Regions from separate parts of the Homo sapiens genome. Here region 2 is linked to region 1. Evidence: chromatin contacts called from ENCODE Hi-C or POLR2A ChIA-PET data. All regions are on one chromosome and are shown on one strand. The core of a region is the stretch at or near the end of the contact, and the rest is flanking DNA. Distances in the headings are between cores, read along the strand shown. Region 1 has its middle 370 kb from the start of QKI. Region 2 has its middle 410 kb from the start of QKI.

Region 1 (3,429 bases), core at 771-3,270:
AGGTCTCTGCTTCCTGCTCCAGTGTTGTAAAAGTTATTGCTTAGATTATTTCATTCCTGTCTTTGTTTTTATTTTTAAATCCACTTGCATTTTTTGGTCATAACTTTAATCTGCTTCATAATAATACTGTATTTTTTATCTGCCATTCATTTTGCCATTTCCTCTGATCCTTTCTTCTTACAATAGCTTTTTGTGTAGGAATGTGTCTTGTTGGAATTCATTGATTTCACCCACCTGCTGCTGCCCTGGTTCCTTGTGGAGCGTCACCAGGCAGTGTCTGTGCAGGCCTCTGAATGGTGCATCATGAGTTATTTTAGCTTAGGGTTCCCGCCACACCACTGAGATCTACTGCAAACCACTTCCTGAAAATACAGCCAGCCTCTGACTGCTCCTTCATCCCCATCCGCCTTGACTTCCCTTTAAGCAAAGGACTTTGGAGAAGCTCCCTTTTCCCTGAGACAGGACTGTTGGATTCTCCTCTCCCACTGGCACTTACCCCGCCCTGGAGCACCGTGCTGTGGGCATTCAGCACTCACAATGTCCCCGCCCACACATTCCTGAATGCAGGTTTGACTTCCCATGCACTCCTTTACTTACTGAGCTTACTTACTTACAGGTTACTCTTATCTCAGTTTCTCCAAAGCTGGGGTGCGTGGGGGGTGTTTTCCTTGATCTCCTTCTTGCTTGTATATGATTTCTTTTTATTTTTTTTCTTTTTTTGAGACAGAGTCTCGCTCTGTTGCCCAGGCTGGAGTGCAGTGGTGCTATCTTGGCTCACTGTAACCTCTGCCTCCCGGGTTCAAGTGATTCTCCTTCCTCAGCCTCCCGAGTAGCTCGGATTTCAGGCGTGCACCACCACACCCAGCTAATTTTTGTATTTTCAGTAGAGACGGGGTTTCTCCATGTTGGTCAGGCTGGTCTCAAACTCCTGACCTCAGGTGATCCACCTGCCTCAGCCTCCCAAAGTGCTGGGATTACAGGCATGAGCCACTGTGCCCGGCCACTTGTACACGATTTCTCAAAGAAGAGGAGGCAACACCTTCTTTACACCATCCCCTGAATTGGGGAAGTCACCTTATCCTCCTCATAGGTCTTTTGGAAAATCATTATCTAACATAGATAACTATTCTTTCATTCGACCAATACATGGTTAGAGCTTGCTGAATATTCACTGCTGTACTAAGTGCTATGGATATTGCCTGACGAAGTGGGAGGCTAGAAGATTTGACATTATGGATTTGTTTATTTATTTATTTATGTTTTTTTTTTTTTTTTTTTTTGAGACGGAGTCTCACTCTGTTGCCCAGACTGGAGTGCAGTGGCACGATCCCTGCTCACTGCAATTTCTGCCTCCTGGACTCAAGCAATTCTCCTGCCTCAGCCTCCTGAGTAGCTGGGACTACAGGAGTGCGCCACCACTCCTGGCTAATTTTTGTATTTTTAGTAGAGACAGGGTTTCACCATGTTGGCCAGGCTGGTCTCGAACTCCTGATCTCAGATGATCCACCTGCCTCAGCCTCCCAAAGTGCTAGGATTACAGGTGTGAGCCACCGTGCCCAACCTGGATTTATTTTAAAAGAAACAATATGAAAGCTATGCTTGTGGCACCTCAGATGGGAGTAGAGGACTATTTAGGGGGGCTGCTTTTAGCTGGTAAAGGCCCAAATGCCAAGAGACATTTAGATTGGGGTCCAGAGTTATGACCCCATAGACATCGGCAGCTGAATTTTAACAAATCCACAGATGATCAAAATTCTGTCCTGGAGCCAGCAATTTACTCTGGTTGGAAATGTAAGCCCCAGGCAGCAGCTGTTTTTGACCCTCACCCTGGCATGGAGTCTTTCTCACAAATGGCCCTCACAGCTGGGAGTTTCAAACAGTCTATTCTTTCAAAGCAGTTGTTCCCTAAAGCATTTGTCCTGTCTGCCCAGGATTTTCCAGAGCCCGGGACCAACGTTACTGGAGTCAGCCTGTTGTTCCACACCGAAGCACAGGCCAGCTGCCCACCCAGGGCTGGCAGTGAATCTGAGGCCGAGCCCAAATGGTATCAACTTACTTGCAGCTGTCCTTACCAGAAGCCCAATAGGCCCTCAGCATAATTCCCCTACGTGTTTAAAAAAAAAAAATCTTTCTATGCTGTGGTGAGAAGACTCATAGACTCTGCTTTCTTCTGCACAGCTCTGACAGCAGGGAGGTAAACTCGATGTCCAAAGAGATGATGCAAAATTGATTTCTCATTAAAGTAGAAATTTTAAACTTAAACAGGGAAATATCATCCTTTTACAAAATACTGCTTATTTAGGGATCTGGATAACTTGCATGTATCAAGAATTCTCCTACATTGGTATTTCCACAGTGGGGACAGTGGTTGAATCGCTAGAAGTTACAAATATTCCTCTTTCAAAAGCAAAGAAACAGGGTGATTGATTACCTCAGGTGGGAAAAGAGCAACACAAGGCTATTATGCAAGTGTTTTTGGTCAATCAGCTGTTTCAACACAAAGGGAGAGAGAAGTTCTTGATTAGGTGAGCCCTGATAATTAAGGGTGACCTTCACTGAGGGAAATTTATTCAATTTATCAATAGTTAATAATGAAAAGTCATCTCACCTGAAAAGGATGCATCATAAGCAAAATGGGGCTCTTCAAGGAACTTGTCTAAATAGGAAATACTATTTTCACTTAAGTTTAATTTGATGACAACCATATAATAATATACTTTTTTTGTTTAATATTCATGCATGTGGGTTTTTTGCAGACTCTTAGAAGATTATTTTCTGAGTATTAGCTTCTCAATCTCAAACTTCTTAAAGGTTAAACCAATGGTGATGAAGACTCTCTCTGTCAAATCTCTTTCTCAGTTAAAAAGAAAAAAAAAAACATCCAAGGTGTTTAAGAGAGTCACTGAACTTCATGAATGCATTTAAAGCCAAAAAAAAAAAATCCATGCATGCAACAGAAAAGATTAGAGATTCTGAAGGCACTTAAAATTGTTTATAAAATTTACAGATAATCTGAGGAAAAGTATTCTTATCGAAGTCAACTCAGCTTAGGGTCCTAGTTTCCAAGACACATAAAGCACAAGCATAGATAAATGCAATGTGTCATTCTGAATGATTTGTTTTCTCTTTTCTTTTCAAGTAAACTGAAAACTTGCTGATACCTGCAGCCCAGCTTTCTTTTATTCCCACTGCATGCCCTAACACAAAACTACACATGCTCGTCTAGCGAGTGGATAACAGAAGAAAAATATTATCTACCTGGGCACTCATTATGATGATTAACAAGTGTAACTTCTTTACTCCTCACAACAATCCTCTAAGATGCATAACTGTGTCTGCATTTAACAAAGGGGAGTCATTTTTCCGAATTTGCCCTTCTGGTAGGTGAGCAAGCAGAAACGGCAGCAAACGGCTGAGGGGCTGCCACGT
Region 2 (3,064 bases), core at 36-2,535, 40 kb before region 1:
ATTCCTTTGAAGCTTAAATATCTTGCTCAGTAAAATGGGTTGAGAATGGTATCTTCCTCCCTGGAAGGGTAAGCTGAGATCTCAGGTGGGTGATAGCTGAGCCCAGCACCCATTGCCTTTGAAAGTGCTGGAAACCTGTGAGCTGGCACCATTGTTGTTGGTGCTATTACCACCTCCCGGGAAGCAAGACTTCCAGTCCTGCTCAAGCTCCCCGGCACCCTTGCTTGGGCCATGCTAGAACTGGGTGCATGGTGCTCCTCGGATACTCATGCACCCATCCTGCAGAGGCAGCTGCCCTGCAGTGGGTTGCTCTTTGAAGGACGTACTTTTTAAATATTCTCATGCACTAGCCTGCTCGTCTCCTCTAGTTCAATGGTTTTCCTAAAAGAGATGAAAGGAGTGAACTAGATGTTACTGAAGCAGTGGAAATTCGAAAACGGTGAATGGGTGGCAGAGAGGCAAAATTTTTATCTAGTTCCAGTGATTTTTAAGATTTGCCAGTCATTGCCCACCAACATCTCAGAATCACAGAAGCCCCCAGCCACTTCCCCCCCATCTCTGCCTTCCCATGTTCCAGCTGTCACTCCCACCCACGGCATGGGGCAAACCCCTGCCACTAAGCCCCAGAAACGCTGAGGCTCCTCTCTGCTTCTAAAAAAATATGCTGAAAGTGAAAAAGCAGACGGCATTAAGAAGTAAAAAAATCAATCCTACAACTTGTTTAAGCAAAGTAAGTTCCATAGGAAGCCCTAAAATAATGACTGTCAAGGGAAGTGCTGTTATGGTTGGCATATTCATTGGTAGCAGACAAAATTATGTTGTTTGAAACTTGCCAATCCAGTAGTGCAGAGAAAGTTGGGGGATGAGGATCCTATTTCTAATCTACTGCCTTCTTTAAAGAAGGCACTTAGGATCAGCTGCCCTGAGGGGAATTGGAGACTTGTAAGGTAAAAAAGCCAGTTCTGGCAACAAGGTTAAAGTTCTAGTAAAGTCGAAGTGCCCGGATTACTATGGTAAAGACTTTTTTGGGGTAGGAGTTGTCCATGATGTCATGTTTCATACTGAGGTTTCAGGGAAGCACTGGGCAAGGCCAGCCATCTCCTCTCCCTCCCTCAACTGCCCAGCTGTCTATTATACCAGCCCCTGAGAGCCCTGAGGAGCAAAACCACCCCCAGGAGGCACCGTTCCCTGCAGGACATGCCAGCTGAGCTTCTGCCCACAGGCTTTCCCTTCTGAGCCCCTTCAAGCGAGGGGAGGAAGCTGGGCTGAGTGTCAGGCCTTGTCATTTTAGACAGCGTGCAGATGCCCTGCGGTGATGTCACCAGCCACCCGAGCTCAGAGATGTCAGATACCCGCAGCCCAATTCATCATGAAGCTGGAAATATGACAGTCCTGGGAGAAACACTGACAGACAGGCAGAGCCCATGTGGCTTTGTCAAATTAAGAAAAATAAAGGCTGGAAGACTGTTTCCATAGATATGCTAATGAATTTTGATTTGGGAAGAAAGAGGAACCCTGATTTTAGATGGAATTGCTACCAAATGTTCTCAGATCTAGTGCACAGCACATTCCCGACTACAACACGTCACCCCAATTGGGAGTCTATGGAGCTCCGATAGCAAGGGCAGAATAGCTTGCTTGAAAGCAGGAACTACACAAGAGGGTATTTCATGAAGCATTTTTGTTAGCCCTAAAATACTGTGCAATTCTAGGAGGGTAAAAATGGGTTCAATGTGGCAAATGTCTATAGATCACCAGCCTCAGTGTGCTGCCATGCACGGTGCCATGGAAGAAACAACGGTAAGAAACACATAACTCGTGGCATGAAGACTCTTAAATTCTAAGGAATAATTAGACAAAGACAAAGACGCTACAAAATAGGGAGCAAAATGTCCGTGTCAGTGAGAAGCCCCAGGTGCTGTAGAGATTCAAAGAAGAGAGAGATCCGGTCAGGTGCATGGGGATGAGGGAGGGTTTTAGCAAGGGCCTTGCAGGACAGAAGTTTAGAAATTATCTCGAAAAACAGAATTAGTGAACAGATAGGTGAATTCCAGCCTTAGGGAACCACATAAAGCCATAAAGACACAACCATGAAAGTGCAGGTATGAGGGGAATTCGTCCACCCATTCATTAGCGAATTCCGCAGTTACCAAGGACCCGGTACGTGCCCGGCACGTCTCCAGGCGGCAGAGGCAGAGCGGTGAATGACACAGACTGCCAGAGCGCCAAGCATCAGGCCAGAAACGCATCCGTGGGAGGTATCGTGGAGCACGGCAGTCCAGTAGGAGATGGGATGGAGTGTGGCTGCGCGGCTACTGAATAAAGGGTCAGGTGTGTGCTCAGTGAGTCACACTCAGGCTGAGGGCTAGATGATGGAGCCCACTCGGGAGGAATGAGTCCCGGTGGAGGGAGGAGCCAGCCCACAGCCGAGGTGGGAATGATTGCCTGTCTGCAGGCCAGTGTGGCTGGAATAGCGGAGGGGAGAGAAGGGGCTCAACGTGAGGACCAGGGAGCTACTGAACTGTGCCCGCCAGGGGACAAGGTTGGGTTTTATCGTAGGCGAGTTGGGACACCTATAGAGATTCTAAGCAAGAGGTGATAGGATCTGATCCATGTCTTGGAAAGACGGTGTTGGGTGCTGAGTGTGAAGGACCAGGATGGAAGCAGGGACTCCTGCGGAGAAGCCTTTTCCACGGGCTGGGGCAAGACACCATAATGGTGTGCACAGGTGAGGCTATGGTGGGCACGCTTGAGGATGCTCCCAGGGTTCAAAACGGCAGCTCCTACTTGTGTTCTTGAAATAAACCCGGAAGAAGAAAAGAGAATGGCAAGATTTTTGCCTTAAGCAACTGCTGGACCTAGTTTGTGAGATGAATATGGCTGTGTGAGGGCAAATTTATGAAGGAAATTCTACTTTGGCCAAATTAAGTTTGAGATTACCATAAGGATTCACAGTAAGACATCAAGAAGGAATACACACACACACACACACACACACATACACATTGTTGACAAAGAAAAAAATGGAAAAAAAAGGCAGTAGTTGAAAGAGGAGGTGGGGTAA

Evidence for each region. A loop is a pair of places that touch in the nucleus more often than their neighbours do. ChIA-PET counts read pairs that join two places held with the same protein, here RNA polymerase II (POLR2A). Pooled maps may share reads with other maps.
Region 2: a map of psoas muscle shows a loop between it and region 1 (2.2-fold over the local background). The contact joins two enhancer-like sites. A Hi-C loop is called at or near these places in 1 of 168 maps with a recorded cell type or tissue (psoas muscle), 1 of 37 single-sample maps with no recorded cell type and 2 of 50 pooled maps. POLR2A ChIA-PET finds 5 or more read pairs at or near these places in 3 of 52 experiments (K562, MCF 10A and OCI-LY7).

What each region holds. Positions count from the first base shown.
Region 1 is chr6:163,779,727-163,783,155 of GRCh38, reverse strand. No RefSeq gene overlaps it. Among named protein-coding and RNA genes, the nearest start is that of QKI, 370 kb to the right of the region's middle. RefSeq lists an enhancer at 1,595-2,129. Within about 2 kb of position 2,020, at least 6 of the 41 ENCODE cell types and tissues checked have a DNase peak (open chromatin) inside an H3K27ac peak, as active enhancers do; they include psoas muscle, where a contact is called at or near this core.
Region 2 is chr6:163,819,477-163,822,540 of GRCh38, reverse strand. No RefSeq gene overlaps it. Among named protein-coding and RNA genes, the nearest start is that of QKI, 410 kb to the right of the region's middle. Within about 2 kb of position 1,285, at least 2 of the 41 ENCODE cell types and tissues checked have a DNase peak (open chromatin) inside an H3K27ac peak, as active enhancers do; they include psoas muscle, where a contact is called at or near this core.